Linked DNA regions of Homo sapiens: region 1 is linked to region 2. The links are chromatin loops, found by intact Hi-C in ENCODE. Cell type or tissue: heart right ventricle. All regions are shown on one strand. Links, peaks and the distances in the headings refer to the core of each region. The heading gives the core; the rest is flanking DNA.

Region 1 (16,477 bases), core at 5,919-10,918, 200 kb after region 2:
GGTAAGAATTTTTGTTTGCTACCACTTTTAATATCTGCAGTCCTTCTTTTTTGGATTCATTTGCTGAAATAAATTCCCTAGTTATTCTTTCAGAAAGGACGTCATCGGGTAAACTTTGTCCAATCACTCATCGTTTCTTCACATTAAATTTGAGTTTGAACTGGTAACAAACTAGTATTCATTTTCCCTGAGCACTTGGGAGAATTGATCCAATGACTGCTGGTGTGTAGAATGAATTGCGATGAAACATCTCATCCTACCTGCTCCTCATTCCCTTGTAAGTAATCTGTGTTCACTTCTCCCTGCAGCCTGGAACCTTTATATATTCATATATTTATTTATATGTAAATATTCTGAACATTTACCAAGCTGTGTACTTCAGGGAAATTTTCTTTTAATTTGGTCAGTATTTTCCCTCTTCCATTTTTTGTTCTTTTCTTCTGAAATTCCTATTTGATAGACGTTTGAGGTTTGGCTCTATCCATCATTCCTACATCACTCTTCCCATTCTTTCCATCCCTATGCTTGTTTTCATGATATTTTTAGGAATCCTTCCAGGACATTTATTCTTTAGTTGTATGCATTTTGCTTTGGACTGACAGCGTGTATCTCCCAGGAGTTTTAAAAAGAGTGGCTTGGTCTTATTTTATTGAATATTTGAGGACAAAATGATTACATTTCTTTGGTTATTATGCTTATCTGAAAATTGTCTTTGCTTTTTTTTCTGTTGACAAGGTCTCCTTGGGGTGAGTTAGTTCTTCAGTTTGTTGATTTGATGCTTCTTGTAGGTGTTGGTGTTCTTTCAAAGTTTGGTGATTCTCAGTTATCTATTCATGCTCATGTTGAAGGACTGGTTGAAGACTGAAAATTTCCTCAATCCAAATGAGAAGTGCTGTTTTCTATTCATGTGCATCTTGATCTCTTCTGTCTGCCTTCTATAATTGTGGGGAGAGCAGGATGGGGGAGACTGCTTTGCTTTGGGGGTGCCAGAGGGGATTTTTCCTTAACTGGAACATAGCCTTCTTGGCCTCTCTTGTTACAGTCCTCACTTCAGAATACCCACTTGGAGGCTTCACCTGAAGCTGGGCCAGTTCCAGCTCCAAAGGCTCCATTTCATTGCCCCCCTCACCCCCCAGGGTTCTACTCTGCTTCTCATAAATATAAACCAGCAGAAGAGCTTTTCCTTTGTTGAGAGCACAGTTGCTGGGCCTTGTGAGGCTGAAGGAAAGTGTGCAGCTGCCTGGACTCAAATGTGCATGAGGATGAGGTGCCCAGGCTACCCTGCTCTTCCAAGACCACCTCCTAATTACTGACACATTTGCCCCAGGTCCCTTTCTTGTACAGTTTGTCTCTGAGCTTCTCTCCTGGGCTGTGGTTTGTTTTTATCCTTTACCTTTGAAGCTCCATTCTCTTCTGTGTACTTTGGGCTGTTTTTTTTTTTTTTTTTTTTAGTGCAATTTTATACTTAATTGGATTACATTTGCCTTCTGGTTCTCTGCTTCATATTTTCAGTGTGATTATGGATTGATTCTTTGTTTCCATTGCAAGTACCTTGATATATGCCCTTGTCCCTCACCAAGGCTGTAGGTGTATCTTCTATGGGATCTCTAGTGTAAGCCCCTTCAGCTCACGTCCAACACCTAGGCTATCTGCTGTGACAGCCACTGGCCACATGTGACCATTGAGCCCTAGATTTCGAAGACTTTGTACAAAGAAAAAGGAAGGTAAAGCCCTTAAGAATAATGTAAATACCAATTAAAGTTTGAAATTTTAATATTTTGGATGCATTGGCTTAAACATAGCATTAAAGTTCATTTCATTTCTTTCTTTTTATTTCTATAATGTTGCTACTGGAAAATTTAAAATCGTATACGTGGCTTGGGTTATATTTCTATTGTTCTACACTGCAGGAGGCGTCATTCCTAAGATAAAATTAGGAGGAGTGGGTTAAGATGATGAGCTGGATATGTATACACACTCCCTATTTATTCTCAAATCTCAGCATAAAACACAAAAGTGTAAGATAATTTACACTCTTTAAAAAAGGGGCAGTGCAGACAGGAAGAACACCAGAGGTAAATTTCTTTGGCAGAATTTATGTGATTTAGGGATCTATTTATCATTAGTGGAAAGGCAGAAAAAGGCCCAGGAAAAAATTCAATGTTTCCACCTTGGGAAAATGGGCCAATAGTTGTCCTGTTAATGATGTGAACTGGGAAGCTGTAGAAGGAGAAAAGAGTCTGCGTGAATACGGCAGAGGTGGTGAGAAGACAACGAGTTTGGTTTTGCATTTGCAGTGTTTGAGATGTTCCTGGACTGTCCACATGTTCAATAAATAGATGACAGAGTGAGCAATGCTGGGAAAAGGGCATAAGGCTGGAGATACGAGATGGGAATCTTCGCTAGGAGTTGTCGCTGCAGTGGATGAAATCCCCAGGAGCACCGCTACTGAAGAGTGGGCTGATGAGGAAGAGCCTTGAAGGAAAAGGGGGTATCAGCAAGAAGAACCTTGATAAACTTCTATACACGAAGGCCTAACATAGCAATGATACATGGTAGCCACTTAGTGTTTCAGGAGTTACTAGAATACCAGGTGTGCTTTAACCAGCGAAGCATGTTATCAATCAAGGGTTTTTAAGAGGTGGCACAAAAACAGGAGAAGGAGAAAGTGCAAACTGTGGACAAAGAGAGTTTGCCCTGGGAACAAGGGAGTCTCACTTTGGTTTTGATTGGGATGAACAAATCTTGCTCTTACTCTTGCATGCTTATAAAAGATTCTACTAAGAGACTTAGCCACAGTAGGAAATGTCACCAAATTTACGTGAACTCCAATTTAAAAAAGAATACAAAGACATTTCAAATCCTAACCACCTGGCCAGAGGGTGATTCCTGTTGTTTTTAAGGCTATAGTGATAGAATTTCAAAGGTGAAAAGATCTCTTTGTAAACAAAGAGATCTTTGTAAACAAATAGAGGCATGGATTCACTTTATTTCTTTTCTGTGGCCTACATTTGTAACACAAAACACTGAACAACACCACAAAGCCTAGAATCACTGTCAAAATGTCAATATGGGCACTTGGACTAATTCTTAAGTTAAAGTGAAGGATATTCTGGAGGACCTGAATGAAAGACTTGACTGAGTTTCTAATGTTTTGCAAAAAATAAGTAGCCAGACAAGGTTGACTTAAAACCATAATCTATGGTGGTGGATCCAAAATAAATCTTAAGAACAACATAAAGACAAAGGCTTAGCAGCTCAAGCCATCTGTTTTTGGAAATTTTGGCTTTTGGGATTTAAGAACAGATTTAAATGTATGAATTTGTCACTGATTGGAACAACCCATTATCTAGATACTGGAGTAGGTTGTGATCAAATCATAACATAATACCTAAAGAGGCATCAATATAGTGTTGTAGAAAGAACAATAGATTTAAAGTTCCTCCACTCAACAAACATGCTTGTGTGTGTGTCTACTACCCTGCAAGTACTGTTCTAAATAATAGAGTACAGGCCAGGCACGGTGACTCACATCTGTAATCCCAGCATTTTGGGAGGCCGAGGTGGGCTGATTACCTGAGGTCAGGAGTTCGAGACAAGCCTGGCTAACATGGCGAAACCCCATCTCTACTAAAAATACAAAAATTATCCAGGCGTGATGGCATGCACCTGTAATCCCAGCTACTCAGGAGGCTGAGGCAGGAGAATTGCTTGAACCCGGGAGGCGGAGGTTGCCGTGAGCCGAGATCCTACCACTGCACTGGGCGACCGGGTAAGACTCCATGTCAAAAAAAAAAAAAAAAAATAGAGTACAGCTATTAAGAAGACAAAATCTCTGCCTGCCTGCTTGGAGTTAACAATGTAGTTGTCAGATACAGACAAATACTTAAGTAAACAACCATATGAATAATTTTAAATAATAAGTGCCCTGAAAAAAATAAAAATGGGACACAGAATGATAGGGTGGTAGAAACCACATTCGCTAATGCGGTTGGAGGGGAGCACTACAGGGAACAGCAGCTAGAAAGGGTGAAAGCTCAGAGGCTGGAGAAGCTTGTTATGTTCAAGAAGGAGAAAGGGGGCCAGGGTGGCTGGAGTTTCACAGGGCTTGGTGGGTGGGGAAGTAGTAGGAGATGAGGATGGAGAAGTAGTGCTCTATTTGCCTTAAGAAGTTTGGATTTGGTTCTATTTGTTGGGGGGAAGGCTTTAGCAGGTTTTAACCACGGAACTGTTATGATCTAATTCACCCTACCACAAAATCACTCCAGCTGCTCAGTGGAGAATGAACCATTGGAGGTAAGAGTGGGAACTGAGGAATGAATTATGAAGCTATTGCCATGGATTAGGGGATGAGAAAATCTCTGGTTGCAGAAGATGAGATACTAAAAAAAATCGGACTAGAAACTGTTTGGGAGCCAAAACTGATCAAAGGGGTTTTGGAAAGATAGCACAAAAAAGAAATCCAAGACAATGCTTAAGTTTTTGGCTTAAGCAACTGATATATGGGGATGATATCTACTGAGGCAGGAAAGACGGGACAGAAGTAGGCTTGAGGTAAGTGAGGATTTTGTTTTGGACCTGTTACATTGGAGATGTTTATTAGATATTCAAGTGGAGAGGCCGAGTTGGCAGCTGGATTAACGAGTATGAGGTGAGAGGGGACGTCTGAGCTAGAGATAACAGATTTGGATGACATCAGCATGTTGATGTTATCTGAAACCTTGGGACTAAATGAGATCATCTAGGAATAGAGGAGAAGGTCATCAGGAAAAGAGCTGCTTGGGGCATTCAATGTTCTGAGGTCCAAGAGAGGAGGAGGAGGAGGAGAAAGCCAGGTTTTCTAAGAGAAGTGGCCAGTGAAGCAGAAGGGAAACCAGGAGGTGAGGTAGTCCAGAACCTGGAGAAGAGAGTAGTTTAAAAAGGAAGGACTAGTCCACTGGCTCAAACTGCTGAGTGACTAATCTTATTTTAATATGTCTGTGTAAATATGGCAGTGCCTGTCTACATTGGTGGAGGGAATGTGCCTACCACATTGTAGAGGGCATTCCATAAATACTAACTTATCTTTCTTCCTCAAAACAGTCGCTGGGCTCCAGCCAGGCACTGCCAGGCACTGTGGTAGGCACTGAGCGAATCAGCAAGGAATGAGAAATAGATTATGAACTGATGAGCTCACAGTGACTTTAACCTTTGCAGATATTTGTCCTGGCATTGCAGAGTTTTATTTAGAACAGTGATTCTCAAGATGTGGTACTGCGATCAACAGACTCTGCAGAACCTGGGAACTCATTAAAAATGCAAATTCTAGGGCTTCACCCCAGACCTACTGAATCCCAGACTCTGGGGTTGAGGCCCAGGAACCTGAGTTTTAACAATCCCTGCAGGTGACTGATGCCGGCTGAAATTTGAGAACCACTGGTAAGGAGGAGAGCAGGCTGTCCTCTGCAGAGCTGTCATTTAAGCTCCATTTAAACATTATAGTCTCTAAAGAGAAAGTGTAAAACAGATGTAATGGTAGTATTGATCACTCTCTGTTTCATTTCTGAAGCCCATACTTGGTTATTTTGTCTTAAAGAGCATTTGACTCTACTTTTGGCTTCAGACTATGTGGAGCTATTTTTAAAAATTCGAGTTTATGTATTTCCACAACTAAGTATAACTGTTAAGGGCTTCTGAGAAAATCACCCAACTATGCAGATTGATCCCCACACACACATATAGGATAAATGTGTGCCTCTCAGCTGCACTGGACACCTAACACCGAGAGGCAAGCCATACTTCCCTTCTTAGGACTCCTTCACATTCTCCTTGTGGCTGTTTTGAACATTTCATTTGTCCATTTGCTTATCACTACCAATAAATCATCTTACTGCTTACTCTTCACAGATAAAATAAGTTATTGGAAAAACTTCCTGACACTAATCCAGAATATGTAACTAGCTCTATCACATCTTTCTGCTTTTGATCATGTTTAGATGAAGGAGACATAACTGCTCTAATCTGAGCATAAATTTACTGGGACCTCACCCTGCCCCACTTCTTTCTCCTGTATCTTAAATCCTTCACTGACCCTTAGTATCTTTCCTTTAATATTTAAATATGCTAAGATACTCTTTCATCTTAAAAGGCAACGCTAGATCTTACCCCAATTTCACATCATTTTTACGCAGCTATTGATCTCCACTTTTTATTTTATGCAGTAAAATTTCTAGCACTTGTCTATCTTGTTCCCTTTCTATCCCTATTAATCAGTGTGTCATTAGCTCATGGCAGGCACTCAACTAAGACCTGCTGAATAAAATGGCTAACTATACACCTTAAAAAAAACTTGAAAACACAGAAAGTTACTGAAAAACATATTTTGTGCAATCTCTTTACCCAAACAGACCATCACGGAAGTTTTAAATAGTTAACATCTTTATATTTGTATTCCTGGCTTTCAAAAGACAGATCACAGTTTGATGAAGTTTTAGAGAGAACACAGTAATATTTGGAGGCTGATTTCAAACCAATATTCAATTATTTGTGCAAATATTATTTAGAACAAGTGGAGGTAATTGAAATTCAAAGAAAATGCCTTTCCTGAAAACTGTGAATCATCATACCCAATCAAACTTTTATTGGAACAGCTAATAAGTAATACCATGCAAGGGAGGTTTATTTTTTTCTTCCTTGTCCCTGCCCAGCTATGTGGAACTAATAATCAAAATAATTAGCAACAAGAAGAGAAATATAATTAAGAGGACCTGGTAACAAACAAAACTATTGATTTCTTTTGAAGAAAAATGACACGGCATTCTTTCTCCAACTTTCTTTTAAAAGACATTTTGCAGGTGGCAAGAGACCAGCGAGACAACAAAGGAAAGAAGTTAACTAATGAATGAACAGCACTGGGGACATAGGATGTATATTCTGAAAGAGAAATACTATTTTCCTTAACAATATTCAAAGAAAATTATGATTATTTTGCTACTATGAAAGAGTTTACAAGGAAAAATTTGAAGATTGAAGTAGTTCAACTTTCCAGGTCAAACTATGCGAACTTCCATCTGCCAAATTTTACAGCAATTCTATTAAAAACAATATACTAGAAATCTCACTAATGATCATGTAGTCAATCAACACACCAATAATTGTCATCTGAAAAGAAATACAACTTTTAGTCATTCCTTCTTGAAGACTAAGTGGCAGAGAAAAACAGTGAGGTCTCCTACGGTTACCACTGGTTTTTGCAAAACGTTCTGTCACATTTTACTCAATTAGGCGTTGACTGAGTGTATTACACCGCTGACCCATTCTAGCCGTAGGAAAAGAATATTAAAGAGAAAAGGGTGCTTGTTCTCGAAACAAAATAGATATACACAGAAAGACAGTGGTTTAAGACCTTATTTGTAAAAGAGATCCAGAAAAAAGTAGAAGTACCTGTCCTTGCAGAAAAACTGTGGCCCAAGTTATAGCAGTTTCACGATTTCGGTCTATTCTTAAAAAAAATCCTACCAAAGAAATTAGCACAGATGCAGCTCTTCAGTATTTTATTTTAGTAGTGACTATCCACAGATTATGCAAAATCAAAATTAGGCCCTTAATAAGAGTGCCAGCTTCCTTCTGCCAACTATTCTATGTCTGTCAGCTTGCAGTTAAGGAGGCTCTAGCCAGCGATGATCCTTATATAATTTTTTAATGTGTTTCACGTAAAGGGCCTTTCTTGAATAGAATATGTAAAGGAAAAGACTCTAGGATTAAATACTTCTGATAAAGGGCCTTCTTAAGACTATCAGTCCTGTCTGTGTCTGTGTGTTAAGATGGAAAGCACACGAACAGAAGTCAGCAGATTTGTTGTGTTACGATGTGGGTGTTTAATCAGTGCTTAATACTAGTGGTAAGTTTGATTAATGTTTGTCTTTGTAGGTAAAGCAACAGAACACAGTTTTCCAGAGCAACATGAAGCAAACGTATTACAAAAATGAAAATGCAAAATTTAAGATGAGTTGACTACCATTGTACTCCTGCAATTTCCCTTGTCATCATTCTCTTCTTTCATATAAAAATATGATTTTATTGAATTTTATTTTGGCTAAATAATCAGAGTTTTAGTTTTAAATCTCATAGAGAATAAATGAGATGAATTCTTTGCATATTTTCAAACCTCGGAGTTCCATGACAATATGACAACTAGAAACAAAGGAAAAGAAAATAAAACAATTTCATCCCAGTATTCTTATTGAAGCCATTAGGATCAATTTTGTAGCACTAATAATAAAAAGCTCTCCAAAGAAAGAGAGCTTTGGTAATGAACCTTTGTACTTTAACTCAAATACACTGTCAAAAGCGATTTTACAACAAATGTGAGTGCTACAAATTACAGCAAATATATAATAGAAATGTGTGGGACATGAGAGAGAAATGTTGGCCTCATCAAGAAGTACATCTTCTAGAAAATCTAAAAAATAAAGAGAAACAAAGAAGATAAACATCTTGCCCCATATTAGACTGCAAAATAGTAATACAGTTTCACTCTTAGTTTTTAATCAATTAATTCTCAAACAGGTACTAAATTTAGAATGAAGGATATGTTATTACTAAATCATATTAGAGATATCTTGACATTAATATTAACATTAAAAATCTGGAAGCAAAAGGGTTTCTTCCCCCTAATTGAACTGAAATCCACTTTAATATCAACTGGGATTCAAGAATAAAATATAAGCCCCTGCCCTAGTTCTGAGGTCCCCATAGGAGCCCTGCATCCTGGGCCTATGAGGTCTGCTTCCACCCTTGTCTCTGGGCTAGGTATGCATTTATTTCCAGAAGTGGGAAATGCTGGAATAGAGATTTAAGGCCTAATCAAGCATTGAGACAGCTGGAACCACCTTCCAGTTTCACATCTGTCCCCCTCTAGCACCCCACATCTATTCCAGGTTATTGCAACCAAAGAACAGCTCCCTCTGCCTGCCTTCTTTCGGTAGCTACAGCACAACCTCAAGGTCGCTTTTCTCCACCCAGCTTTCAGTCTGTAGCATTGACCTAGAGAATGAACCAGACTCTGGCCTCTGGCAAGAACTTTGCAGTAAATTGTTGACCAGTTTGTGATGGTAGTTTCTATTATTTCTTTTCAGAGGTAGGAGTTCTTTTCATGCTAACTGCTTTCCATTAGTTTAGAATTAAGTCCTCTAAATCAGTGGCTTAACATTTTTTTTGACTGCTACCGATGGTAACAAATTTTACATCCTAACCAGTATATATACAGGGAAATACATACATAAGACATTTATAAAATGTATGCTAACATATATATGACATAATATCACATATGTGTGCATGTATACCTGAAACATGTTTTGTAAATAAGTCCAATGTATTTTGCCTATTCTATTCTTTTGTTTTTTCTAAAAAAGTATTGGTATGTGTAATTGACTGGTATGATGCACCCCCAAGTGTTTGCAGACTGCATTTTATATTGTTCCAAGACTTAACTTTTAAGACTCTTTTGTCCATCTATCCTTTGGTAAGCTAAGCTGTACTAAGGATAACATAGAGAAATATCAGTGTATCCAAAAAGAATTCCTGGCTGATGGTTTTGAAGAGTCACAGGGCAATAGGTTTAGAAAATCTTGTTCTCTAAATAGCAATAAAACTTAAACCTGGCAAATTCTTAAGTATCTTTCATTAAGCAATCCATGGAGTTTTATTTTAATAAGCATAATAATTTTCATGACAGCCTTAGTGAATATTGAGGGACAAGAAAAACTCAAAACCAGGGTTTTATGCAACTGTAAAGTGCTGGTCCAGTTGAGTAAGGGAGGATCCTGTGAATTAACTAAGGGAAGACTCTTTACTTGGGTTCTCATCAGGAGACCATGAATAGCTTTGGTCATTTAACGGTGTCCAACTAACAAGATAACAATCCTGTAATGTGTAAGGTTTCAGTTTTCAAGGATATAACTAAAGAAGTGTTTTCAATTAAAATATTACAGTTTACCTTGTTTTTAAATTTTTTATGAGTTTATAAACTATATAATACCTCTTATAAAAAATACAACACCTCAAGGCCTATATAAAAAAAAATTATATCACTAGGCCGGGCATGGTGGCTCATGCCTGTTATCCCAGCATTTCTGGAGGCCAAGGTTGGAGGATCACTTGAAGCCCGGAGTTCGAGACCAGCCTGGGCAACATGGCAAAATTCCGTCTCTATTTAAAAATAATTTTAAAAAATTATATCTATCTATATCAGTTTATATATAACTCTCCCTAGTCCTCTGGTTGATTCATTCTGTCTTTTCTGTCTTCAGTTATTTATATTCAAACATGTTTCCTTGGTGTGTTTGAGGCAGTTGAGTCACACACACACACACTCTCTCTCTCTCTCTTTCTTTCTTTCTCATAGTTTTAGAATTATACAGTGTTTGGGATATAGATAAGTAGATCTGTGGGAACCTGATTATTAAGTGACTAGATTCAGTCCCTGGCATCCGATAGTCCTAACTAATCTATTTTTTAAGAAGCAACTATTGAGCACCACTGTCCACGTAGGAACTTTGTTATGTTGAGCTCTCAGCTTTCCTGAGACTCCTGTGACACCATCACAGCAACATGACACCTCAGGGAGGGAGGTTTGGGCAAATCACACTAGCTCCCCCTGCCCTGGCCAGCAACACTGAGAGGCAGATGGGCGGGGAGGTGCCTATCCCTAGCCTGAAGCCAAAAGACTTTCTTTTCTGTTCCCCAATCTGTGTTTAGAGACCCAAAGAATAAGCCCATAGGGCAGAGGACTTTTATTCTAAAAGAGGCTCTATTCTACATTAATTAGGCTTCAGACTCCAAAAGGATAACAAGCGTGAGCTCAAGTAAGCAAAGCCTTTTTGCTGCAGGGTGTTGTGTCTAATAGCTAATTTAAAAATATCAACAAATCACTGTCCAAAGAAACTTAATTCTGGGACTATTAAGGTATTATCATCTGCTTGTTTTTATTCAAGTTGAGTAATCCAATCTTTATTGAATACTTACAATGTACAAAATAATTTCCTAGATTCTATAAGGAACACAGAAACTAAGATGGTCCTACCTTCAGGCTGCTGCTATCTAATTAGAAAAAAACCATTTTCAGTAAAAGAGAATAGTCAGAATAGCCATAGCCAAAAAAAAAAAAAAAAAAAGTCAATACATTTGCTTTTAATCAGGTTGTAAGATTTATCTGGAGCCAATGACAAATAATAAGCTACTAGTCATTTCCGTCCTGGAAGCTGCAATTCATCTCAGTTTGTATGAGCTCCGTCACCTTTGTGCTCCTGTTACTCCTGGTTTGGGACTCAATTTCACTTCAGGAGGGGAGTGGTGGAGTATATGGTTCCTGCTTAGGCTTTAGGAGCCAGGGACTTCCCTATTTCACCTGTGGTTCCTGTGTGAGCATCCCCTAGGGAACATGCTGGAAGGATTCTAACTCGACTACATTTCTTCTGCCAGTGTTGTTGGCAGGCCAACTGAGAGTCTTTTCCAAATTGCCTGCCAATTTTTTTCCCTCAATTTTAGATAATTTTATTCTTTCTGAAACCTGACAAACTAAATCTAGGCTAGAAAGTTCCGGGGAAGGCCCAGGGCTCGGGATCCATGTTAACCAGCTGAGGGTTCACAAGGAAAACACAGGAGAAGATAATACTGTAGAGTCATGCACAGTTGAACAATGAGGATATGTTCTGAGAACATGTGCTGCTGTTGTCCTTGTGTGAATGCAGAGTGGACTTAGATGGACCTAGACGGCATAGCCTACCACACTCTCAGGCTATATGCTAGAGCCCATCGCTCCTAGGCTACAGATCTGCACAGCACGTGACTGTCCTGAATACTGTAGGCAATTGTAACACCGTGGGAAGTATTTGTGTATCTAACCTATCTAAACATAGAAAAGGCACAGTAAAGACACTTTTTATTTTTTTTTTTTTTGAGAAGGAGTCTCACTCCCTCGCCAGGCTGGAGTGCAGTGGCGCAATCTCGGCTCACTGCAACCTCCGCCTCCTGGGTTCAAGTGAGTCCCCTGCCTCAGCCTCCCGAGTAGCTGGGATCACAGGTGCCCACCACGACACCTGGCTAATTTTTTTGTATTTTAGTAGAGACTGGGTTTCACCATGTTGGCCAGGATAGTCTCAATCTCCTGATCTCGAAAACACATTATTATAATCTTATGGGACCACCGTCCTACAGGCAATTCATCCGTGACCTAAATGTAGTTGTATTGCATGTGTGACTGTATTAAGATCTTTTAATTCAGGGCTTTTAAATATTTTCAAAAGAACTTTTAACTTCCTAAGGGAAGCTTCAGATTTCAATAGTTCTTCACACAAAAAGATCTCACTTTCTGAGGAGAGAAAAAGTCCAGCTTTTCCATGAATATATCATGGGTTTGCTTCACTCTCAGCATGGCCACTGTTTGCTTTTCTTCTTTACTGGACTAATTGCCCTGGTGTTCCTGCTTTGGTTAAAAGTGAAACATAAAGAACTTATTATTAATCAGGTAAATGGGAGTATGACATTGAAAACATTCAATGTCAAAAGACCTAACATAAAAAGGAGGTTTTAGGTGATTGAAACAGGGAAGAGGACAGTATAAGACTCACACCGATGAGTAGTATTTTACAATTTATAAATAAAAAATATAAAAGCAATACATAGCATGGAATATTATTCAGTCTTACATAGGTAGGAAATCCTGTCATATAGTACAACATGGATAAACCTTGAGGACATAAAAAAAAAATAAAAATAAAAATTAATCAGTCTCAAAAAGGCAAATCCTGTATGATTCTACTTATATGAGGTAACTAAAGTAGTCAAATTCGTAGACACAGAAAGTGGAATGGTGATTGCCAGGGGCTGGGCAAGGGGAAATAAATGGGGAGTTGTTATTTAATGGGTACAGAGTTTCAGTTTTGCAAGATGAAGATTTCTGGAGATCTGTTGCACCACAATGTGAAGGTACTTAACACTATTGAACTGTACACTCAAAGAAAGTAAGGATGGTTACTTTTATGTGTTTTTTAATTACAATTAAAAATAAAAATTATATATATAAATACATATGCAAAACAAACACTTCATACAACTCACTAACAAAACAAACATCCCCATCAAAAATGGGCAAGGAAATTGAATGGACCTTTCTCCAAACAGGATATGCAAGTGGCCCATCAATACATGAAAAGATGTTCAACATCACTAATCATTAGGGCAACGCAAATCAAAACCACAGTGAGATACCGCTTCACACCTGTTAGGATGGTTATTATTGAAAGAAACAGAAAGTGAGTGTTGGCAAAGATGTGGAGAAATTGGAACCCTTGAACGCACTCACTGTGGAAAATGGCTTGGTGGTTGTTAAAAAAATTAAACACAGAATTACCGTATGATCCAGCAATCCCACTATGGGTATATACTGCAAAAAATAGAAACTAGGGACTCAAACAGATATTGGTACACCCATGCTCATGGCAGCATTATTTACAGTAGCCAAAAAGTGAAGCAACCCAAGTGCCCTAAGAAGAATGAATGGATACAAAATGTGATGTACATATAGAATAGAATATTATTTAGCCTTAAAAAGCCAGGAAATTCTGACACATCCTACGACATGGATGAACCTCAAAGACATTGTGCAAAGTGAAATAAGCCAGTCACAAAAACACAAATATTGTATAATTTAATTTACATGAGGTACCTAGAGAAATCAAATTCATAGAGTCAGAAAGTAGAATAGTGGTTACCATGGCCTGGGGGAGAGGGAATGGGAAGTCAGTGTTTAAGGGGTGCAGAGTTTCCACTTGGGAAGACGAACAGGTTCTGGAGATGGATGGTGGTGACGGTTGTACAACAATGTGAAATACTTAATGCCACTAAACTGTACACTTAAAAAGTGGTTAAGGCCGAGGGCAGTGGCTCATGCCTGTAATCCCAGCACTTTGAGAGGCTGAGGTGGTTGGATCACCTAAGGTCGGGAGTTTGAGACCAGCCTGACCAACATGGAGAAACCCGTCTCTACTAAAAATACAATAATAATAATAATAATAATAATAATAACGATAATTAGCCAGGTGTGGTGGTGCATGCCTGTAATCCCAGCTCTTTGGGAGGCTGAGGAAGGAGAATCGCTTGAACCCGGGAGGCAGAGGTTGCACTGCACTCCAGCCTGGGCAACAAGAGCAAAACTCTGTCTCAAAAAAAAGTGGTTAAAAGGGTGAATTTTATGTTATACATATTACCATAATAACAAATGCATTAAGGAAAATATAGAGAATAGAAAAAATGAAATAAACATCACCCATAATTCTCAGCACCCTAGCTTACCACTGCTATGTTTTCTTCTGGTGTTCTCTGTTCCCTGCATATTTTTATATAGTATTAATTTTCTTCATGTTACTGGGCAGTCTTTGTAATTTTTAAATCTATACCTATGTCAAGAGAAAATTACTCTGTTCATTTCTTTTTGATTTGGAAAATAATTTGAGGTTAAATTATTTGTACTTATAACTTTGTATTTATGACTTTTTACATTATTTTCTTAGGAGAATGTCCTGTAATGAAATCATGGAGTTAAAGGCATGAATCTATTTTTAGCATTTAATATACAAGACAAATTGATTTTCAAAAACTCTGTATTAAATTATAACGTTATCAGCAAGTTATAAAGGTACTATTCTCATCATGCCCTCATCAAAGATTAGGTCATATCATTTTTTAAATCTGTTAATTTAATAGAAAAAATATATCTCATGATTTAGATTTGCATTTCTCTTAGATTACAGGTAAGGTTAAATTGTTAACAGGTTTCAATACGATTCTTTAGTAGCTATACAATCTCTTTAAAAAATTGTCTTGACAGAATTTCTGCTGATTTGTTAATAGCTTTGATTGATTCTTCTCATTTTATTTATTTATTTTTATTCATTTTTAAGACAGAGTCTCACTCTGTCGCCCAGGCTAGAGTGCAGTGGTGCCATCTCGGCTCACTGCAACCTCTGCCTCCCAGGCTCAAGCAATTCTGCCTCAGGCTCCCAAGTAGCTGGGACCACAGGCATGTGCCACCACTCCCAGCTAATTTTTGTATTTTTAGTAGAGACGGGGTTTTCCCATGTTGCCCAGGCTGGTATCGAACTCCTGAGCTCCAGTGATCTGCCTGCCTTGGCCTCTCAAAGTGCTGGGATTACAGGTGTGAGTCACTTTGCCCGGCCTTATTATTTTTAAACTGTACTAAAATGCTGAAATGTCAGTTAATGAATTATGTTTATTCTGTGTTTTTTTTTTTTTTTTTTTTGCTGAGTACAGGGGACTTTATTGATGTACACAATGAGGTAGGGCTCCCCTAGGTCTCACCCTCTTCAGGGGGTCTGCATGGAAACTGTGAGGAGGGGAGAGTCTCAGTGTTGTGGAGGACTGAGTGCGGCAGGGACTCCCCCTCTCTCTTCCTCTTGTGCTCTCGCTGGGGCTGGTGTCCAGCTAGCTGCTGCCTTTGGAGGCCATGTGGACCATAAGGTCTACTACCCTGTTGCTGTAGCCAAATTCATTCTCATACCAGGAAATAAGCTTGACAAAGTGGTTGTTGAGGGCAATGCCCACCCCAGCTTTGAAGGTGGAAGAGTGGGTGATGCTGTTAAAGTCAGAGGCGACAACCTGGTGCTCAGTGTAGCCCAGGATGCCCTCAAGGGTCCCCTCTGATGCCTGCTTCACCACCTTCCTGATGTCATCATATCTGGCAGGTCAGGTCCATGACCAACACGTTGGTGGTGGAGACAAGGAAGGCCATGCCAGTAAGCTTTCTATTCAGCTCCAGGATGACTTTGCCTACAGCCTTGGTAGCACCAGTAGATGCAGGGATGATGTTCTGGAGAGCCCCGTGGCTGTCATGCCAGTTTCTTGGAGGGGCCATCCACAGTTTTCTGGGTGGCAGTAATGGCGTGGACCATGGCCATGAGTCCTTCCACGATTCCAAAGTTGTCATGGATGACCTTGGCTGGTGGGGGGCAAAGCCCTTGGTGGCACAGGAGGCGTTGCCGATGATCTTGAGGCTGTTTTCATACTTCTCATCGTTCATGCCCATCAGCAGAGGGGGCAGAGGTGATGACCCTTTTGGTACCCCCTGCAAGTGAGCCTCAGCCTTCTCCATGGTCATGAAGACACCAGTGGACTCCACAACGTACTCAGTGCCAGCATCATCTCATTTAATTTTCGTGGGATCTCGCCTTGGATGATGAGTGATGCAGTTTCCATTGATGACAAGCTTCCCATTCTCAGTCTTGACAGTGCTGTGGAATTAGCCATGGGTGGAATCATACTGGGACATGCAGACCATGTCGTTGAGGTCAATGAACGGGTAACCGATGGTGACAATATCCACTTTACCAGAGTGAAAAGCAGTTCCGGTGACCAGGTGCCCAACACGACCAAGTTCGTTTACTCTGGCCTTCACCTTCACCATGGTGTCTCAGGGACA
Region 2 (16,477 bases), core at 4,987-9,986:
AACCAAAAAGCTGTTTAACCAACTACATATGTTCCTATTGCCCAGGCCTCGTTTGTTTGTTTTTCCTGCAAGGTAATTGTGATCTACTGTTTCCAATGCTATCCTAAGTACAGTCACATTCCTGTGATGTACCTCTCTCAACTAAGACAAAGAGGGAAATACGGGTAGTTCCATATACCCCTTGTTAATACATCTATGCTGTTTTCCCATTTTCGAAATCATCCCAAACCATCAATTTTAAAGTTTATTTTAGAATTTTGCAAGACTCATATGAAGGTAAATATTTGCAGTCTAAAAAAATCTTCTCTTCGGGAAAGTGAGATGACATTTACTCTTTTCCTGGTACATTCCTCATGGTTCCTAAAATATCACCAATAGTAATTGTGCAATCATATCTGGGTTCCTTCAGATGGAAACAAAATTTTCATGGCTTTATATGACTTCTTATTTGTGGTAGTTATCTGGTTTTTGTTCTAGGTTGAGCTTAGGTGAGTGGCGTCAACTTTGTCAGCTTGGAATTGGGCAGGAAATGAGAATCAGGGGCCACAGGGAAGAACAGGGGTGAGAAAAGCAACCTCAGTGGGTGCCAGAGGTGTAGCTGAGTCTGGGCACAGCCTCAAGTTTGTTTGTGTGCATGGCTGTGTTTGTTGTATCTGTTTATGTAGGTGGTGGATGGGCATTCCCTGGCTGCTTTGGAAGGCTCAGAATCTCCATGCACACTTGCAAACTTTTTTTTTTTTCTTTTTTTTTTTTTTTGAGACAGAGTCTCGCTCTGTTGCCCAGGCTGGAGTGCAGTGGCGCAGTCTCGGCTCATTGCAGCAAGCTTTGCCTCCCGGGTTCACACCATTCTTCTGCTTCAGCCTCCCGAGTAGCTGGAACTACAGGCGCCCGCCACCACGCCTGGCTAGTTTTTTGTATTTTTAGTAGAGATGGGGTTTCACCATGTTAGCCAGGATGGTCTCGATCTCCTGACCTCATGATCTGCCCACCTTGGCCTCCCAAAGTGCTGGGATTACAGGCGTGAGCCACTGCACCTGGCTCCACACTTGCACACTTTTAAGATTTTTACACTTCATTTAAACTGGTAAAAATGATGATGTCATTAGATTCTGATAAATTATAATACCTAAAGCTACCCTTAAAAATTTGTACAAAGAGATATACTCGGGCACGGTGGCTCACGCCTGTAATCCCAGCACTTTGGAAAGCCAAGGCAGGTGGATCACCTGAGGTCAGGAGTTCGAAACCAGCCTGGCCAACATGGTGAACCCCGTCTCTATTAAAAATACAAAAAATTAGCCAGGCGTGGTGGCAGGCACCTGTGATTCCAGCTACTCAGGAGGCTGAGACAGGAGAACTGCTTGAACCTGGGAGGCAGAGGTTACAGTGAGCTGAGATCACACCTTTGCACTCCAGCCTGGGCAACAAGAGCAAAACTCTGTCTCAAAAGGAAAAAAAACAAAGAGATACACTCAAAAACACTATAAATAAAAATAGAATCCTGAAAAAATTAAGTATCACATTGGAAGGTGGGAAAAATAAAATAGGGAAACAACAGACAAAATAAACAGAAAACAAAATAAAAAATGGCAGACTTAAGCCCTAACATGTCAATAATTGCATTAAATGTAAATAGCCTACATACGTCAACTAAAAGGCAGAGATTTTCAGAGTGATTAAAAAACACATCTATAAGAACCTCACTGCAAATATAACAATGTAGGCAAGTTGAAAGCAAAAGGATGGAAAATTTATATCATGCAAACATTAATTAAAGGAAAATAGGAGTTGCTCTACTAGTATCAGATAAAGTACACTACAAAGTAAAAAAAGTCAGAGATAGGGAAGTACATTATATAATGATATATCATGGGTTAATTCATCAGGAAGACATAGCAATCTTAGATGTTTATGCAGCAAACAACAGCATATATTGAATGAAAAAGCTGATAGAACTGAAAGGAGAAATAGAAAAATTCACGATTGTAGTTGGAGACCTCAGTTACTACCTCCCAACAATTGACAGAACTAGACAGAAAATCAGCAAGGATAGACAAGAACTCAACAACTCCATAAACCAATAGACTCAAACAGACATTAGAGAACACTCTACCCAAGAACAGCGGAATACTCATTGTTTCCAAGTGCCCATGGAACATATACCAAAATAGTCCATATTTGGGGCCATAAAAAAAAACTCAACAAACTTGAAAGAACTGAAATATACATAGTGTATTCTACAACCACAATGACATCAAATGAAAAATCAGTAACAGAAAGATAACAAGATCACCTTTAAACGCGGAAATTAAACAATGCAAAGCTTAATAAGCCATAGATAAAAGAGGAAATCTTAAGGAAAATAAACAAATACACTGAACTGGAGGAAAATTAAAACAAGCATATTAGAAGTTTTGAGACACAGCTAAATCAGTGTTGAGAGGGAAACGTATAGCACTAAATGTATATGTTAGAAAAGAAGTCTCAAATCAATAATTAAGCTTTTCCTCATGAACCTAAAAAAAGATCAGAATAAACTCAAAACAAGCAGAAAAACAATATAAAAGATAAAATACTTGAAAAGAATCAAAGTTCTTCTTTGAAAAGGTCAATAAAATGGATAATTTTTGCACAAGCCTGACAAAGAATAAAAGAGAAAAGACACTAATGACCAATATCTGGAATGAAATGGAATATCACTAGAGATTCTGCAGGTATAAAGGGATACTATGAACAACTGTATACTTGTAAACTTGGCAATATAGATGGAAGGAACCAATTGCTTGAAAAACAAAAATTACCACAATTCACCTACTTTTCAACAGATATTAGACCTGTAATTCTTAAGGATATTGACTTTGTAATTTAAAAGTTCCTCAAAAAGAAATATCCAGGTCCAGATGGTTTCACAGGAGGATGTCACCAACTTCTAAAGAAAAACCAAAACCAATTATACACAATCTTTTCCAGAAAATAGAAGAGAAGTAAACATTCCCATTATAAAATGAATTTTTATAAAGCTAGCATTACCCTAATATCAAAAGCAGAAAAAGACAGTACAAAAAAATAAAACTATAGACCTCATGAATAAAGACACAAATGTTCTTATCAAAACATTGGCAAATAGAATTCAGTAATATATATAAAGAATTATACACCATGACCAAGTGGAATTTACTCCGCTTGGATGGGATATTCCACTTTCAGAAATGCAAGGCCCGTTCCATATCTGAACATTAATGTAATCTATTGATACCATATTAAGAGGCTAAGGAAAAAAATCATATGACCCTATCAACTGATGCAGAAAATGCATGTAACAAAATTCAACTCTCATTCATGATAAAAAGTCTAAGAAAAATAGAAATAAGAGCGAATATCTTCAATTTGATAAGGAACATCTAAAAAGATCTACAGCTAATGATATACTTAATGGTGAAAGACAGAATGTTTTCCCCCTAAGATCATGAACAAGACAAAGATTTCCACTCTTATCATGCTTATTCAAAAGTTCTGGAAATTCTAGCTAGTATGGCAAGGAAATAAAAGGCATAGAGTTGGAAAGGAACCTAGTTCACCTAGGCTCAAAACCACCACCTAGTTCAAAACTGTCCCTGTTTTGTCTTGTCATCTGTTTGCAGATGACATGATTGCCTACAAAGGAAATCTGAAGAACTTAACAAAAAAACTTCTGGAACTAAGTGAATTCAGCAAAGTCACAGGATATAAGGCTAACATACAAAAATCAGTTGTATTTCTCTATGTAGTAATGAACACCTGGACGCAGAAATTAAAAATCCAATACCATTTACAACTGCTTAGAAAATAAAATACTTAGGTGTAAATCTAACAAAATATGTTCGGATCTGGTGAGCTGAAAAGTACATGGCACTGATGAAATAAATCAAAGATGATTTTAATAAATGGAGACACATAGCATGTTTATGAGTTGAAATACTCAAAAATAGGAGAAATGTCAATTCTCCCCAAATTGATATGCAGGTTTAATGCAACTCTTATCAAAATCTCATAAAGATTTTTGTAGATATAGACAAGATTTTTTAAAAATTTGTATGGAAAGTCAAAGGAACAAGAATAGCTAAAACAATTTTGAAAAAGGAGAAGGAAGGGGGAGGATTCAGTCTATTCAAAGACATACTCTATGGCTACAGTAATCTAGACTGTGTAGTATTGGTGAAAGGGTAGGAACACAGACCAGTGCAACAGAATGGAGAATCAAGAAAGCCCAAAACCTCCCTAACTGATTACTGACAAAAGTGCAAAAGCAATTCAAAAGAGGAAAGATGGCCTTTCTAATAAATGGTGCTGGAGCAATTGGACATCCACAGGCAAAAAGACGTAAGTCTCCCACCTTACGCAAACTCAAAATTGATCAAGGGCTTAAATGTAAAATATGAAACTATAAAACTTTTAGAAAAAACATTGAAGAAAAGCTTTGGGATTCTAAGCTAGGCAGAGTTCTTAGAATCAACACTAAAAGAATGATCCATAAAGTGAAAACCTGATAAATTGGATTTAATCAGAATTAAAAACTTTAGCTCTGTGAAATACCTGATTAAGAAGATGAAAAGATAAGCTAGAAATAGAAGATAATTGAAAATCACATATCTGACAAAGGATTAGTACCTAATATAAATACAGTACTTTCAAAACCCAACAGTAAAAAACAAGCAATCCAATTAGATAATGGGCAAAACTCATGAAGAAACACTTCACAGATAAACCCAGGAGAAGAGTTCAACATCACTAGTCATTAAGGAAATGAAAATTAAATTCACAATAAGATAGTACTCCACTCCTATCATAATGACTACAACAAAAAATTAATGACAGCAACAAATGTTGGTGAGGATTCAACGAAAAGGGATCATTCATACATTGCTGGTAGGAATGTAAAATGGTACAACCACTCTGTAAAACAGTTTGATGGTTTGTCTAAAACCTGAATATGCAACTACTATATGACCCAAGAATTGTACTCCTGGGAATTTGTCTTAGAGAAATGAAGCGTATGTTCACTCAGAAACCTTTATAGGAATGGTTACAGCAGCTTTGTTTATAATCGCCCCAAATTGCGCACAACCAGGATATCCTTCAAGGAATGAATGGTTAAACTGTAGTACATCCATGGAATACTTCTCAGCAACAGCCTGGATGAATTTCCAGAGAACTATGCTGAATGAAGAAAGCCAGTCCCAAAAGGTTACATACTGTGTGATTCCATTCATGTAAAATGACAGAGTTACAGAAATGGAGAACAGATTGGTGATTGCGAGGGGTAAAGAAAGTGGTGGGGTTGGGAGGGAAGTGGGTGTGGCTATAAAAGGGCAACATGAGGGACCCATGCAATGATGGAAATGTTTGTATCTTGACTACCAGTGTCAATATCCTCTTTGTGATATTGTTCTACAGTTTTTTGAAATGTTACCACGGTGGGTGGGGGGGGAAAACTGGGTATAAGGTGCATGAGATCTCTCTGTACTATTTTTACAACTACATGTTAATCTACAATTATCTCAAAATAATTTTAATCTCAAAATAAAATTTTAATTAAAAAAATCCCACCTTCAGACAATGAATGAGTCAGGATGCAGGAAAAACTAATAGTGTGGTTCACCATCTAGTTCAAAGCTGGACATTGGAACTGAGTTTGTACCTAAGAATAAGTAGAACCAAGTTAGTCTCCAAATTTTTAAACGTCTGCCATGATGAACCAGGGTCTGTGTGTGTGGCAGTGAGAAGAGCACACTTGAAGAATGTACTCATGGGTGGACTTGGGACCTGGTTGGAGACAGGCACTACTATGCATAAGGCCTGCATCTTCCATTTTCCCTGTCTGATAGGTCAGTGCTGTCACTGTGGGAGAGAGAAGGCAGGCAGGAGAAGGGAGGTGGTGGAATTTTCCTCTTATTCTTCTCTGAGTCTCTAGAAATTTGGGTACTTCTTAATGACCAGACACATGTCCTGAATATTGCTCCTGCCTTACCCCCACATCACTGGCTACTGCAAACTCCTAATAGTCACCTTGATGCCATAATTAAGGCAAAAAAGACTGGAGGTGGCCATAGGAAAAGGCATTTAAAATACATTTTGATGTGCCATGAAACACAGATGAATGCCCATTCATTGGCTATGTTTTACATGGGCTTTAGCTGTAGAAATGCAACAGCTCTGAAATTTATACTTAGAGAAAATAACTACTCATTCATCTGAACAAAAACATAAAAGTTTTCCAGGAAATGTGAAGAATCATTAACTTCACAGATTCTGAACAGAAAGTATAATTGCATACGCTATAAGGCAGAAGTATATTTGAAAGCATTTGTGAGTGAAATGGAAACATGCCCCATCAATCCATTATCACCAGAATCACATAGTATTTAAATGGCCACAGATACTCTGACTAAATCAATTAGGTACAAAGACAGAAATAATGAGTACTGTTGGTGGTCAAAAGCTTTTCCAGATAGGTGTTTAGGTGTTGGAAAGATGACTTCTACCCACTTTTATTACCTTTATGCCATGGTAAATTATAGTAATTTCTTATGCCTTGGGTGAAAGAATGGAAAGATAATATTCACCGTATTGAGGATGGTTTAACTTTTCTATAGAGAAGCACCGAACAATCACTACCACATGAAAAGGGATAAAAGCTTTCTGGTCAAAATGTACTCTATTATGCTAGCAATATAAGCTATTCGACATATTCTGTTGTGGAAATTCCCAAGCTCCCAAGATTCCGATAAGGAACGTGCTGCACGAGCTCAGGGCAGCAAGGAGATTAGACAATAAATAAACAAAGCTCCCCTTTCACAAGCTGCGGTCCCATGGCTGAGAATCCGCTCTTGTTCTTCTCTCTTCTAACCCCTGGGTCTTGTTCTTCCCTTCCTCTTCTCTGGGTCTTTATTAATTGGGCTTTGTGTCTATTCTAATGAAAAAGGCACCGATGCTCCGTCCCACTCCTTCCTGCGCCCCCGTGGAAGGACGGTGGGGGGACGACGGCGTAGGTCCAGGGGAGCTGAGAGTGCGTCTGTGTTTCCCCGGAGACGCGCTCGGCCCGGGGGCGGGTGGCGGCGTCAGTCCCGGGGAGGACCGGCAGGGGGCGGTCGAGGCTGAGGACTGCGCAGGACCGCCCGGGCGGGACGTGCCGTGTGTACTGCGGGACTTGCATAATACCACTCTCCAAGTCAGGGTGCCTTCCAGGAAATCCTGAGCGAGTTGCTCATTCAAGTTTTTCCATGTTTGACGTTGGTGACTTAATCAAAGAATCAAAGGATGTCAGGGGCCTGGATTGCTGTTATCTTCTTTCAAAGGCTCTCCTTCAACGGATAAAAAATTAAGGCTCAGAGCAGCTCTGGGTCTAACTAGCTAGTTAGTGGCAGAGCTGACGCTGTAACTGAGGTCTACTAACTGCCTGCCCTAGCTCTGAAAAAAAAAAAAAAATCCATGTGGCCACTGCCAGCTTCTATTTACAAGATAAATTTCTAACGCTGAAAGAACATTCTCTCCTCTCCCGGTCCCTTCTGAGTTCGCATTTCTGTGGCTTAAGCTGCAAGTGGTGAAGCTTATTTCGGGAACAGAAGCGCAAATTTAAAATACAATAGAATTATGAATAGATTGCAATATTTGACTATTTTATAACAACCATAGACTCTGATGGTAAAAACAGTTAAAACCTAAGCCTTTCTTTCTTTTCTTTTCTTTCCTTTCTTTCTTTTCTTTTCTTTCTCTCCTTCCTTCCTTCCCTTTCTTTCTCTCCTTCCTTTCTCTCCTTCCTTCCTTTCTCTTCTTCTCTCCTTTTCTTTCTCTCTTTCTTTTCTTTCTCTCCTTCCTTCTTTCCTTCCTTTCTTTCTCTCTTTCCTTCCTTTCTCTCCTTTTCTCCTTTTCTTTCTTTCTCTCCTTCCTTCCTTCCTTTCTCTCCTTCTCTCTCTCTCTCTCTTTCTTTCTTTCTTTCTTTCTTTCTTTCTTTCTTTCTTTCTTTCTTTCTTTCTTTCTTTCTCTTTCTTTCTTTCCTTCCTTCCTCCCTCCCTCCCTCCCCCCCACCCCCCTCTTTCTTTCTTTCTTTCTTTCTTCTGTCCCGGAGATCTTAATGAGCTCCTTGTGTATTCTTTCTTTCTTTTCTTTCTGGTCTAGTGTAGCTGCCTGTCGTCTTTTAATATATTTAGGAATAAGGAGGCTTTGTGAATTTTACATTCATGTGATCATTTTGGGAATTTTATTAATAATATTATTATATCCTCAATTTCTGAGCCCCACCCCAGAACAATTAATTTAGGCTCTAAGGGTGTTTTTAAAAACAGGCTATTCAAAATGTGGTTCTTGGACCAGTGGCATTGGCACCCCCTGGGAGCTTGTTAGGCATGCAGAATCACAGGCCCCACTTCAGACCCGCTAAATTAGCATCTGCATTGTAACAGGACTTCCAGGTGATTCTTAACTGCACTAAAGTTTGAAAAGACCAACTCTAAGCCCCCGATAACTCCAGTGAACATTTGGCAGAGGGCCTCACCTCTTCAGCATGGTATTGAACGGAGCCCCTGGTCCTTACCTTAGTGTTCCTGTCCATAATTAACTTGGCAGAGCCCATTTAAAAGAAGAGAACATTTTTACTTGTGCTTTAAGATCAGGCTGAAAGAATACTGGAATGAAGGAGTTCTTAATGAGCTCCTTGTGTATTCTTAGATGGGACTTAAAAATTTTTTTTTATTTTTTTAATGTGAAAGGGCACTATTGATACACAAGGAACTCGTGGGAACTGAAAAAAGGAAACCAGTTTCTAGGTGGGCTCTGTTGCCTGTATTTGACTCACTCACCGATAACACACTCATAAACTGACACACACATAAACTCTGTTGGGCTCTCAGGATATAAGAACATTTGGTAATAAACTAATATTAGCAGATAATTTATCTTTTTTGTTTTGTTTTATTATACTACCAAGCATAACACAGTGTTTTGTATATACCAGGTGACTAACTATTGTTGGCAGCAAGAACAGTAGATAAATATTTATGGAAGGAACGCTGTGCAAACAGTACCCTCTAGGAACAAAATGTTTTCCTAATTAGTTAGAATAGTTAATAGTTTATTGTTATTCATGCAAGAATTGAGCAATTGGGATTGATGATTTCAGTTATCTGGTTTGCTTTTGGATAAGATGACTTTTGATCCCCTAGTGCTGAAAACAAGAACTGGCAGAGCAAGTTCTGGTGTACCTAACAATAGTGTTCATAAATAACTTCCTGCCACACTGATAAAAACATCTAGCTAAATTCATTTTTAACTGATAGTAAGTGCTATTTGTTTTTAACTGATTTTCCATGCCACATATTTGTAAATCTATTTCACTGTGTTCTGGGAGCACGAAAGACTGGTGCTACATTAATTCAAGCATATATTAGAGGGAAATGGATATAAACTTTCTGCTAATATTTCCAGGTAGCCTGACAGTCAGATGTTAGAAGTATTCAATTGCCAAGTTAAAAAGTAACAGGAAGAATCAAAAAATATTTTTCTGTGATTGGGAATCCAAGCTGGGAAATGAGACTTCTTTGCCTTGTCTTCTACTTTCAAATTGGGGTGCTCACCTTCCCCAACATCTCCCAGCAGCTGCCACCTCACCTCCTTCCTCCTACTTAATAGGAATAATTTTCAGCTGCTCTCTGAGGGAAGGTCTGCAGCAGTCGCCAACTTCTGGGTTTAGGCGGCATCCTTAAGCTGTTCCAGTAACTCAGTGCCAAAAAGTTCCTCTTGGTGAGTGCCAGGATACAAAAAAGCTGAGATTTCCTGTTAAGGACTTAGCAAAAGCCTGGTCAAGTTCAACCTGGGTCTGCCAGGTACCCAAAGCCTTTTCTCGTTAGTGACAAGGTAATTCAAGAGGAAGAATGTGTAATGGTCAGTGACGGCAGGACTTGTGGTAACTGTGGAGTCTTAGAGGCAGGGGTGCTGAGAAGTCGTTATGGTGTGAGTATCATATAGGACATGATAGATGGATGGAATACTAGTGATGCCTTTTCTTAGCCCATTTAGGAGAGACTGTGTCTGGGATGTCTGAGGGGTTCTGTTTCAGATGGCAGGAGCTGTGTCATGGAAAGGTGACATATTCGTCCTGCTGGAAGGGCTGGCTTGCTCACCGCTGCTTTGCCTCTCGCTCCTGGAGATGATGTCTCTTATGAAACGGGCTAGTGGGGGATAGTGGTGGTGGGCCCAGTCGTTCCATTCGGTTATTTGGCCTAACTTCTTAAAAATACGGTTTTACTGAAATATAACATAAATGCAAGAGTACATGGTCAGGTCATAAGTTTACAGTGTTGGGGCTCAGAAACCTGTACCCCAAAATATGGAGCTCGGACATGCTGAACTGAATAAGCCTCTCAAGTCTCTCTGAGCTCCCAGTCCCAGTCTCTCATCCTGGCTCTCTCTGAAGACATAGAGTGAAGTTGTTCTCTAAAGTTCCCTCATCTGCCTAAAGTCTGGACCTGCCAAAGAAAACAACCACCCCCTTCCTCCCACCACCTCCTGCACTCCCTGCCTACTGTCCCTTTCCTGCGTTTTCACTAACTGAACTCATATCGCAGGAAGAAAGACTGAAGTCTGTCCAGGTAAAGAAAGTCTCATCTGGACGGACTTTTTTCACAAACCACTGTCGCTCTGCAGGCCCCACAGGCTTTGTCCCAGGTCACTGTGTGTTCTTTAAGCCCATTGAACTCTCCTAAAAATCATTTAGTACCTCCCTAAAATAATACACACTTCCCCATCTTTCTTTTTCCTTAAGAAGGGTATGTAAGCATCTGGATCCCACTGGGTTATTTTGTAACAATTCTCCTTCCATTCCCCTGTGTTATGCACATCGATATGGTTTGGCTTTGTGTCCCCACACAAATCTCATGTCAAATTGTCATCCTCACATGTTGGCGGAAGGGCCTGGTGGGAGGTGACTGAATCATGGGGGCAGACTTCCCTCTTGCTGTTCTCTTGATAGAGTTCTCAAGAGATCTGGTTGTTTGAATGCGTATAGCACTTCCCCCTTCATTCTTTCTTCCTACTGCTCCAGCAATGTAGGACATGCCTGCTTCCCTTTCCCCTTCCACCATGATTGTAAGTTTCCCGAGGCCTCACCAAGCACGCTTCCTGTACAGCCTGTGAAACCCTAAGCCAATTAAGCCTCTTTTCTTTATAAATTACCCTGTGTCAGGTAGTTCTTTATAGTAATGTGAGAACAAACTAATACATTAAATTTGTGTGCCATTTCTTCTATTAATCTGCCTTTTAAAAGTTGATTTTCAGCAAACCTTCAGAGGGTGAAGGGGAAGTTTCCCCTTGGCCCCTACAACAGCTCAAAAAATTGTCACAAAGTGAACATGCCCATGGAATCAACTTTCAGTCCAGAAAGTGAACATTAGTTATATTCCAGAGGCTTGCTACCTTCTTTCCCCTTCCCAGAGATAAACAACCCTGGCTTCTGATACCATAGATTCGTTTGGTCTGTTTTTGAACTTGAGATAAATGATGTCTAGATCTAGTAAATGGTAAAGGTGCAGCTTGAACTCACGTCCTTGGAATTCAGAACGAATGCCCATGTCACTGTACATTCTGCCAAGACACTCAGCCCTCAAGAGCTGTCAGCTTCTGTGAGTTTCCCACCCCCATCCGGCACAGGATTGATGAGCAGAGAAATGACCAGTGAGCAGCCTGAGGGAAAAGACGGGGAAGATGGTAAGTTTGTGCATTCCGCATACGGGATCACCAGCCTCTGAGTAACAGATCGTGTGCACTGAATGGAAAACAGCATTCAGAAAGGGACTATAGATCCTCAGAAATCTAGAAGAGGATATGTGGCTAATTTTAGAGGAAACATTAACTTTGGCTTTTAAAGGTTACCAGTCTCATAACCATCATCTGGAGCTCTCTGTCTCCAGGGAAAGTAGTGCTAGCAAGTCAGGAGGAGTGTATTCTTCTGTGTTTGTACAGCCCCAGTGAAATGAATCCTCTGAAAGTAGTCAGTCTCTTCTGTTTTTTCATTTTCCAGGTTGCATGGGCCTCAGTCTAGATCCAAGAGACCGGCCTCTTGGATGAACAAATGCACGCTTAACCTTTAACATGGGACCAGTTCTTGGCTTCCTTGCTTAGGGAGCATGACCACTCTTGGGGCTGTGCCGACTCTCCGTTATAACCAGAAAGTGAAGATGCTTTTTCTCCTCACCCCCTGCCTTCCCTGCGCCAGTGCCAGCACATTTCTTTAGGGACATTATGCTATTTCTCTAAGCCTGAAAGTGATAAAGAGGAAATTATGTAACATTTGCTCAGTTGCTATTTAAAAAACAAAAACAAAAACAAAACAAAAACAATTCAAAGAGATCACTGGGAAAATTATTTCATTTAATTAATTAATTAATTTTGAGACAAGTTCTCACTCTGTCACCCAGGCTGGAGTGCAGTGGCACAATCATGGCTCACTGCAGCCTCAACCTCCCAGGCTCAAGCTATCCTTCCACCTCAGCCTCATGAGCAGCTGGGATCACAAGTGTGGCCACCATGCCTGGTTAATTTTTAAAATTTGTTTTGTAGAGACAGGGTCTCACTATGTTGCCCAGGTCAGTCTCAAACTCTCAAGCAATCCTCCTGCCTCAGCCTGACAAAGTGTTGGGATTATAGGCGTGAGCTTTTGCACCTGGTCAGAAAATTATTTTTTATGTGCTTTTTGGGAAAATTATTTTATATATGCTTATAAAAGCAAATTTTCAAGGCCCCATACATTAAAAAAACTTACATTTAAACAATAGTTCAGTTTCTTTTTAAACACCCATTCATAGGTATGGCTGGGGTGTTTTGGCAGAGAGCGGGGAAAGGGTTTAGATGAATATTCGGAAGGAAATTCAGAAATACCCCCAGGGACCAGAAACTTCATGATAAAATGCATCCTCCACAGGGAGAGGCATTTCAAAACCAGCCCATGTGAATCAAGTGACCATTTCAGGGAAGAAACTGAATATGTTAGAGACAAAAACAAAGTGTAGATAATTTTATAAAAGTGGAGGTGGTGGAAGAATACGCGGATGTGGCTGGAGAGAAGGGAGCGATGGGTTATATAAGTTTATATCTTAAAATAAATTTCTTAGAGCTCTGTTTGTTATTATTTCATATTGAGAATAAAGGAAGCAAAGCAGTTCTAAGCCTTTTTATTTGGAATTTTTCATACAATATTATGATGATCATCTCCTCTTGAAAAAACAAAAGAGATGTAAATGTCATTCCAAGGGCATTTGGGGTAGAGAGTATGTTTCAATTCTGAAAGGGGTTCCAAATCAGTGATAAATTTGGGTCAGCAAGACAAGAAAAATGTTTTGCATTTTGATGTTCAATACTGTTTCTTTCAGTACAATGACATAATTGGACTAATAGGAATTGGCCCCCTGACCCCTCAGATATTAAGAGAAAAGGCTGACCAGAAACAAATTCTTTAGATCTAAAGTCAGAGTCCTGGGTAGGTGGTCCTTTTCTGAGCTGGGGGGATGTGTAGTGTGTGTGTGTTTGTAGAACTCAAATGGAATGAATCCTTCGTAAGTAAGCAGACTCTCACATCTGTTCTTCTGTTTTTGCTTTTTACCAGCCCTTTACTTTGTGTTCTTATCAATGAGACTTACTCTAGAATTTCTGATTAAAGATATATCTTTAGGAGAAAAATTTAATTGCATGCATCATAGCCTTGAACTAATTATATTTTTGGGTACAGGTAAAAAGCAGGTCAAGGCTGGGCACGATGGCTCATGCCTGTAATCCCAGCACTTTGGGAGGCAGAGGAGGGTGGATCACCGGAGGTCAGGAGTTCAAGACCAGCCTGGCCAACATGGTGAAACACCGTTTCTACTAAAAATACAAAAGTTGGCTGGGCGTGGTGGCAGGCACCTGTAATCCCAGGTACTTGGGAGGCTGAGGCAGGAGAATCGCTTGAACCCAGGAGGCGGAGGTTGCAGTGAGCTGAAATTGTACCATTGCACTCCAGCCTGGGCGACAAGAGCAAGACTCCATCTTAAAAAAAAAAAGCAGGTCATGCCTCTTATTTTAGCTGATATGAGGAAGATAAGACTTTTGACCAAAGGATCTAGGTTAGCAATAAAAACAGGTTTCTCAATAGTGTGGGCTGTATAGGCAGGTTTTTCAGGGCTGCTGGGGATCTCTCACTAGAAGGCCCAGGCAGGGAGACCTGTGCACAGCAGCGGCAAGTGGGGAGAGATTCAAATCCCTTAAGAAGCACCAGAGTGGATGACTTTGGAGCCAGACAACTCCATTTGTGAAGCAGAAAGGCTAGGCATGGATACGGGAAAGAGGAAGAAATGATCATTATGTTCTAAGGATAAATATTCCCTGGGAGAGCTGGCCAGGAAGCAAATGGATAAGCAGAGGGGATGAGGACCTGACAGAAAGGGAGATCCTGCCCTGGAGACATAGCGTGGCTCAGGGTCCTCTCTCCTTGGCCCCAGCCAGTCCTGCAGCCTTGTAAGTCACGTGGCGTTTATACAGGGAACTGCAGAGGCATGCAAAACCCAGTCTATCCCAACCTGAGCTCACCCTCCATATCATATTACTCTGACTAGGTCATCCCCCCACGACCCAGGCCCAAAGACCACCGTTCCTTTTCTTGACCACCCGCAGGTGGTGAGTGAGCAAGTTTTCCAAATCTAGCTCCCAAATTTCTGTCTGTGTTGTCCTCCCTCCTTCTGTCCCGATCTCAGAGCCTAGATCCTGGTAGAGTTCTCCTGTCCTGTCTCCCTGTATCTCTCTGCATGGAAGGATTAATCCTTAAAAGGCAATGCCACCAGTTTTGCTGTTGTTGTTGTTGTTGTTGTTTTAGAGACAGGGTCTGCCATGTTGCCCAGGCTGGTCTCGAACTCCTGAGCTCAAGTGATCCTCCCACCTTGGCCTCCCAAAGTGCTGGGATTACAGGTGTGAGCCGCCATGTCTGGCCCAGCAATCAGTTTTTTCCCCAAAACTCCAAAACTTTCAGTGGTTTCCATTGCCTACCAAATTAAGCCCAAACCCATAGTAATCCATCCAAGCCCTCTCGGATCATGCCTGAACACTCTCTGAGGATACAGGTAATACTGCACTGCTGTGGACAAGAAAGACGACACTTGATTGTCCTCCAGTGGGCCTGCCTCATTGCTTTGTTCATGCTGCCCCATTGTTTTGATCTCCTCCATCTCTGCATGGCAATATTCTATCTATTGTTTAAGATCCAGTTTAAATCCCATCTCCTCCAGGAAGCTTGCTTGCTCTGATGCAAAGAGAAGGAAGCTGCCTCTTCATCTTTTCCACATCTTTAATGGGCTATTATATAGAGTGGTCAGTGCACCCTTTTTTTTTTTTTACTCTTTCTTTCTTTTCTTTTTTTTTTTGAGAGAGGGAGTGTTGCTCTGTCACTCAGGCTGGAGTGCAGTGGTGTGATCTCGGCTTACTGCAACCTCCACCTCCCGGGTTCAAGCGATTCTCCTGCCTCAGCTTTCCAAGTAGCTGGGAGGCGCACGCCACCACGTCCAGCTAATTTTTGTATTTTTTAGTAGATACGGGGTTTCACTATATGTTGGCCAGGCTGGTCTCAAACTCTTGACCTCAAGTGATCTACCTGCCTAGGCCTCCCAAAGTGCTGGGATTACAGGCATGAGCCACCGCTCCCGGCCTGTTACTCTTTCATAGACCACCCCACAGGCTTAAAAAAAATTTTAAATTACAAAATATAGACATGCTCATATGGAAAATGTAATAACTGGCATGGGTAAAAAATAAAGGTATCCTTTCTCCACAGTTTAGTTATTTAAAGATAAGTTATTATCATGTATCTGTATTTATTCCTTATTGCTACTGTAATAAATCACCACAAGCTTAGTGGATTAAAACAACATTACCTTATTATGTTACATTCCTGGAGGTCAGAAATATGAAATGGGTCTCATTGGCTGAAATCAAGGTGTCAACAGTGCGGTGTCCCTTTCTGCAGGTTCTAGGGGAGAAGCTCTTTCCTTGCCTTTTCCAGCTTTTAGAGGCCTCCTGTATTCCTGGATGTGTGGCCTCTTCCTCCATATGCAAAGCCGGCAGTGGTTGGCTGGGTCTGTCCAGGTCCCCCTCCAACGCTAACTTTTCCGCCTCCCTTTTCACGTGTAAGGCTGCTTGTGATTATCCAACTGGATCATTCCAGATAATCTCCCTATTTTAAAGTCAGTTGTTTAGTAACCTTAATTCCAACTGGAATCTTAATTCTTCCTTGCCATGTAACATATTCACAGGTTCCGGCATTAAGATGTGGATATCTTTGCAGGCTATTATTCTGTCTGCCACAAGATCCTTTCATGTATTTCTCCTACTTTATAATATCAATATCAATATGGAAAAGGATTTATTTATATATTTTTTAGAGACAGGGTCATGCTATATGTTGCCCACCAGGAGTGCAGTGGTGCAA

Evidence for each region. A loop is a pair of places that touch in the nucleus more often than their neighbours do. Peaks named below come from ENCODE experiments on the same cell type or tissue, not always from the same donor. Only the 100,000 strongest peaks of a DNase experiment are listed, where the experiment ranks them.
Region 1: it touches region 2 in a loop (5-fold over the local background); 6 of 110 quality-filtered maps call a loop at or near these places.

Annotation. Positions count from the first base shown.
Region 1 is chr18:3,962,154-3,978,630 of GRCh38, forward strand. The region is part of intron 3 of DLGAP1 (DLG associated protein 1); the gene reads right to left. It overlaps DLGAP1-AS4 (DLGAP1 antisense RNA 4), which reads left to right and starts at 200. Exons shown (of 5, transcript NR_102696.1): 1 at 200-277. It also overlaps the pseudogene GAPDHP66. In heart right ventricle, for the core only: a CTCF peak has its summit at 8,942; no DNase peak of the experiment used is centred there; H3K27ac peaks cover 2,230 bases.
Region 2 is chr18:3,764,390-3,780,866 of GRCh38, forward strand. All of the region lies in intron 5 of DLGAP1 (DLG associated protein 1), which reads right to left. Among named protein-coding and RNA genes, the nearest start is that of DLGAP1-AS3, 110 kb to the right of the region's middle. RefSeq lists a silencer at 7,018-7,237. In heart right ventricle, for the core only: CTCF peaks have their summits at 7,105 (motif pointing right), 7,305, 8,380 and 9,219; a DNase peak (open chromatin) is centred at 7,122; H3K4me3 peaks cover 1,218 bases; H3K27ac peaks cover 1,319 bases.